Linked DNA regions of Homo sapiens: region 1 is linked to region 2. Evidence: read pairs that join two places in POLR2A ChIA-PET (ENCODE). Cell type or tissue: GM12878. All regions are shown on one strand. Links, peaks and the distances in the headings refer to the core of each region. The heading gives the core; the rest is flanking DNA. Region 1 has its middle 8.9 kb from the start of PTCRA. Region 2 overlaps BICRAL (BICRA like chromatin remodeling complex associated protein).

The links. ChIA-PET counts read pairs that join two places held together with the same protein. Peaks named below come from ENCODE experiments on the same cell type or tissue, not always from the same donor. Only the 100,000 strongest peaks of a DNase experiment are listed, where the experiment ranks them.
Region 1: POLR2A ChIA-PET joins it to region 2 with 7 read pairs; 19 of 35 experiments call an interaction of 5 or more read pairs at or near these places.

The regions. Positions count from the first base shown.
Region 1 is chr6:42,905,675-42,908,586 of GRCh38, reverse strand. No RefSeq gene overlaps it. Among named protein-coding and RNA genes, the nearest start is that of PTCRA, 8.9 kb to the left of the region's middle. In GM12878, for the core only: no CTCF peak of the experiment used is centred there; no DNase peak of the experiment used is centred there.
Region 2 is chr6:42,787,565-42,790,476 of GRCh38, reverse strand. All of the region lies in intron 1 of BICRAL (BICRA like chromatin remodeling complex associated protein), which reads right to left. It overlaps LOC401261 (a long non-coding RNA gene), which reads right to left. Exons shown (of 2, transcript NR_134654.1): 2 at 1-61. Among named protein-coding and RNA genes, the nearest start is that of BICRAL, 7.0 kb to the right of the region's middle. In GM12878, for the core only: no CTCF peak of the experiment used is centred there; no DNase peak of the experiment used is centred there; H3K4me3 peaks cover 319 bases; H3K27ac peaks cover 1,621 bases.

The DNA.
Region 1 (2,912 bases), core at 268-2,767, 120 kb before region 2:
CTGGTTGGAGGCTATATTATGTTGAATGCCATGCTGATGGATATGGCATTCAGTAAGTCCATGAGTGGTGGTGCTGATGGAAGCACTGTAGGTAGAGACAGCAAATTCATACATGAAATATGTGCCTATCCTCATGAAGATAAAATACAGCCCCTTCGTGATGGGAGGACCCAGTCAAACCAATCTACAATGAGGTGAGAATGATGCCCAATCAGGGACTCAGCACTAGGCTGTGAGGAGGTCGACGCTCAGCACTGGCCACAGCCAGATCAGCCTCAGAGAGGAGAAGACTCTGTTACTGAGCCCAGACATAGCTTCCATCCCTGTCACCATGGCCACTTTATATCTTTGCACAAGCCCTGGGGGCAGCTGGGAAAGCAGCTGACCATCGTCCACAGGACTGTCATCTTGTCCACCTGGTGATGATTTAGTCCCTTTGCCTTGTTGTGGGCTATTATATCCACCTTGCCTTTGTTAAGTAAGCATCACCATTTGGCCTTTGTACCACCAAGATGCTATTATTCTCATTGAGATCAGGGAATCCAGTTCCACTGATCCATCCAGCACACCCCACTAGCTCTCTAGTCAAGACAGGACAGTCATCAGAGCAAGTCAAGGATGCTGGTGGCCCTCACGAACGCATTTCTTAATGCTTTCATAAAGGGAGTGTTTTCCAGACCCTCCTAAAATATGTGGCAGCAGTGGCTAAGAAGGTGCGCATCATAGATCCAGTCCAGCATTCCCGTCTCCCGGGGACTTCTGATTCCTTCTTCTACAGAATGCCAGGGAAGTTCTGGCATTTCATGCTTATTAACTGTAGGCTACTACTTAATCCAGACTTTAATTAGCCAATCTAGCCAACTATTAATTCTCCTCCCAGGTGCTCAGGCCAACACAGTAAATCCCAAATCCTGGATAAGGATCCACGGCAACGAGTTTGGACAAACCAAGGCTTCCATCCCCCCACCTTGGTCTAGCTCCCTCAGCACACACTCCCACACATGCTCCTGCAGCTTCTGCCAAGACAAGCTGGCCAGGCCTGTAACTCAGCCCGGCGTCCCCCTCTCAGCGTGACCTTGTGCTTCTCCATGGGCTGTGCTGGGACCTAACTCATGAAGGGCCTGGGGCCCAAGAGGGATGGGGGCAGGGAGGGTTCTGAGGCTGATGTTTTGGGAGGAGGGAGCAGTATTAGAGGAGCTTATCTCTACAGACATGAGAATTTCAAGGGAATTTGGGGTTTCAAAGTTCTCAGTCTTATTCATGTCTGCCTAAATGTCTCCATCTCATCTCAGGCTCCCAGACCTTTCCCAGCAATGCCCTTACTTTAGCATAAGAGACTTGGAGGGCTAAGCATTTACTTAGCACTGAATCTCGGCAACCTTTACAATGACATCCCGGTCCTGTCCTTAGTCACATGTGCCTGTGCCTGGAGGAGATGAGGGGCTCCTTCAAGTTGCCATCAAGGGATTCTTTTTTTGTTTTGTTTTTGAGAGGGATTCTCGCTTTGTCACCCAGGCTGGAGTGCAGTGGCGCCATCTCGGCTCACCTCAAACTCTGCCTACCAGGTTCAAGTGATTCTCCTGCCTCAGCCTCCCGAGTAGCTAGGATTAGAGGTGCCCGCCACCACGCCTGGATAATTTTGTGTTTTTAGTAGAGACAGAGTTTCACCATGCTGGCCAGGATGGTCTCGAACTCCTGACATCAGATGATCCACCTGCCTCAGCCTCCCAAAGTGCTGGGATTACAGGCGTGAGCCACCATGCCACCTAATTTCTGTATTTTTAGTTGAGATGGGGTTTTACCATGTTGGCCAGCCTGGTCTCGAACTCCTGACTTCATGTTATCCGCTTGCCTTGGCCTCCCAAAGTGCTAGGATTACAGGCATGAGTCACCACACCTGGCCGTGTCTGTCTATCTATCTATTTATCTCTATCTATCTATCATCTTTCTAGCTATATCTGTTGAGACAGGGTCTCACTCCCATTGCTCAGTCTGGAGTGCAGTGGCACGATCTCGGCACACTGCAGCCTTGACCTTCCAGGCTAAATTGATCCTCCCACCTCAGCCTCTCACGTAGCTGAGACTACAGGTGTGCACCACCTTGCCTAGCTAATTTTTTGTATTTTTAGTAGAGATGGGGTTTTGCTATGTTGCCCAGGCTGGTCTCAAACTCCTGGTTGCAAGTGATCTGCCTGCCTTGACCTTCCAAAGTTCTGGGATTATAGGCATGAGCCACTGCGCCTGGCCGAGAAATATCTTAAATAACCGATGAAAGATGTCTGACGAATTATAAATGAGCTTAGGGATGTTTGGAACCTATCTCTAGACCTAGAGGTTGATACCTGGCCTTGCTACCCCCTGCTGAAATAACCTCTTGGCCTCTGGTGCCCTGGCTGACTCAAGGAGAGGCTCTAGATTTACCTGGATGGGAAATACCATTGCCTCTGTCTGTTTATTCAATTTTCCTTATTTTCTCTCCCTGCCTTCTGCATGCATATCTGTGGCAGTGCATGAGCTTAGATGGCTGCCCACAGGGCAGGGGCCTCTGAGCCCCATCAAGGGGAGGCAGCCTGGTTTAATGGAAGAGCATTGGGTCAGGAGTCAGGAGGCCTCGGTTCCAAACCCAGCTGTTACTTCCTTTCATGGACTTGGTTAGCTATCTAAGAGGGTTTGGACTCAGTGATGTTTGAGGTCCTTCTTGTCAATCCCTAATTCCTAACTTGTCCTGATCATTTTATGGGGTTGTGCTGTGGACAAAATGAAAGAATGTGAGAGAAGATTTAAGAATGACACTGAGATGATCCCCCACTTCCCAACCACATGCACATCACTCTCCCTAATTCCGAGGACATTTGACTTTTACTGTGGCTGGGAGAACACCCAAGTCCGTTTTGACATCATAGGCATGCTTT
Region 2 (2,912 bases), core at 134-2,633:
CGGCAGGATGCAGTGGCTCACGCCTGTAATCCCAGCACTTTGGGAGGGAAAGGTGGGAAGACTGCTTGAGCCCAGGAGTTTGAGGCCAGCCTGGGTGACAAAGAGAAACCCCTGTCTCTACAAAAAAAAAAAAAAAAAAAAAAAAATTAAATTATCTGGGCATGGTGTTGCATTTCTATAGTCCCAGCTACTTGGGAGGCTGAGGTTGGGGGAATCCCTTGATCCCAGGAGGTCCAGGCTGCAGTGAGCTACAATTGTACCACTGCACTCCAGGCTGGGTAACAGTGAGAACCTGTCTCAAAAACAAACAAAAAATGAAACTCAATGCTTATTTCTCTCCTTCCCTGTTCTGTAATCAGACTTTTTTTCTCATCACGTGCACAGATCAGAATGTCAAATGCTATAAGCCGCCACACATTCAATGGTCTTGATTCTTTTTCTCACAGATCCCTCTACTAGTGTAAGATATTGCTGATCTCTAACAGAATACTGTTTTCCTTTTGATTCCCATCATTCTACTCTACCTAGGTTCTCCAAGTACTGAGTCAGCAAATGTTTACTGAGTGCTCAACTTGTTTTGAATGCTGTGCTAAAGGCTTAGAACAAAACAGTAAACATGGGAGCAAATAATGTAATATTCCCAGGTCCTATACTACAATCTCTACGTCTATAGGTGACTTATGCACCCTCAAGCTTGGTACCATGATAAGAAGAGATACTTTCTCTTTAGTTTCAGTAATCTGAAATTTCATTTCTAAAGCAATTTTCTTCCATATGCAAATAACACCTCTATCTGCCACAAATATTTAAGTGTTCATTCTTTTTTTTTTTTTTTTTGAGACAGTCTAGCTATGTCACCCAGGCTGGAGTGCAGTGGGAAGATCTCAGCTCACTCCAATGTCTGCCTTCCAGGTTCAAGCAATTCTCATGCCTCAGCCTCCTGAGTAGCTGGGATTACAGGTGTGTGCCACCATGCCTGGCTATTTTCTTTGTATTTTTAGTAGAGATGAGTTTTGCCATGTTGGCCAGGCTGGTTTTGAACTCCTGGCCTCAAACGATTTGCCTGCCTCAGCCTCCCAAAGTGCTGGGATTGTAGGTGTGAGCCATGGGCCCAGCCTAATTCATTTTTTACTATGGTAAAATATATGTAAGATTTACAATTTTAACCATTTTTTTCCAGGATTGGGAAAACCCTTTATTTCTCTATAGAGTTACTGAATTTTAAATATTTAAAAGTGTTTGGTTGAGTGGCATTACATACATTCACATTGCTGTGAAACCAAGAGCCCTATCCAGCTTTAGAAATTTTTCATCTTCCCAAACTGAAACTCTGCGCCCATTAACTCACTTTAAGCCAGTAATGATTTTCATGGCCCCCACTCTGATTCTTCTCTTGCTTTCCTACTCAGCTAACATTTCAAGGTTCATCATCAAAATCACCCCCTTGCAACTACTCTCAAGCCTCTGGCACTGCTTCTCCTCTGTCAAACCTGCAGGGCAAAACACGAATTTTGGGTGAACTGATCACCTGCCTGCTCTTCGCTGCCCTCATAACAGCTGAATGTTGCTAGGAGAAAAAAAAAAATCACACAACTAACTCAGCTGACTGGTTTCACCTTAAATTCATGGCCCCAAGCCACGGCAAGGGATTCAACAATGCCCAGCATTGAAACTACCTTGTTTCCCAGTTACTCAGTTCCTTGTCCTGTTGCTCAAGGTGAAGTGTCCATCTTTCCTGAAATTATCCACTACCCCTTCTTTGTTTAAGTCACCGGCCTTGCCTCAGACTTCACTGAGAAAACAGAAGCCGTCAGAAAGTTAAGTCCTATATTCTACCTCCAATTCACCTTGCACTTGTGCCCCCATTCTTTGTCTTCTGCCACACTGCGTTGTCTTGCTCCCACTAAAGGCAAGTGTTCTTCCTGTGTCTTGAATTCCTTAAGAATGCTGCTCCCGGCCAGGCATGGTGGCTCACACCTATAATCCCAACATTTTGGGAGGCCTAGGTGCGTGGATCACCTGAGGTCAGGAGTTCGAGACCAGCCTGGCTAACATGGTGGACCCGTCTCTACTAAAAATACAAAATTAGCTGGGTGTGGTGGTGCATACCTGTAATTCTAGCTACTTGGGAGGCTGAGGCAGGAGAATTGCTTGAACCCAAGAGGTGGAGGTTGCAGTGAGCTGAGATTGCGCCACTGCACTCCAGCCTGGGCAACAAGAGCAAAACTGTCTCCAAAAAAAAAAAAAAAAAAAAGAATGCTGCTCCCTTGGTAGTCTTGGTCTCTCTTCTGGATTAGTCTCACCTTCTCTATTAAATATTCTCATTAGCCTATCTAGTTCCCATTGTTTAAAAGAAAAGCCTTCTTCTTTACATAGGGAGACCCTGTCTCTATAAAAAAAATTTTTTTTTAATTAGTTGGGTTACAGTGGTGCACACCTGTGGTCCCAGCTACTCAGGAGAGGCTGAGGTAGGAGGATCACTTGAGCCCAGTAGGTTGAGTCTGTGGTAAGCCGTAATTTGCACCATTGCACTCCAACCTGGATGACTGAGTGACATCTTGTCTTAAAAAAAAATTAAAAAAAAAAAAAAGCCCTCTTCTTTGACCCCATCTCCCTCTGAAGCCACTAAGCTGCTTCTCTCCACTTTACAGCAGCAAAATTTCCCTAACGAGCTGTCGATATTCACCTCACTTCCTATTCTCTCTTCGAAGCATCCCAATGTGGCTTGGACCACTTGTCAAAACAGTCACCATCATGTTGTCAAATCCAAATAGACATTTCTCTATTCTCATTGTGTAACTTCTCAGCAGCATTTGACAGAGGTGACCATTCCCTCTTTCTTGAAAATAATAAAATACTCTCCCACTTTAATGGCTGAACCTTTTCAGTCTCCTTTGCCCAAGCTTTAGCCG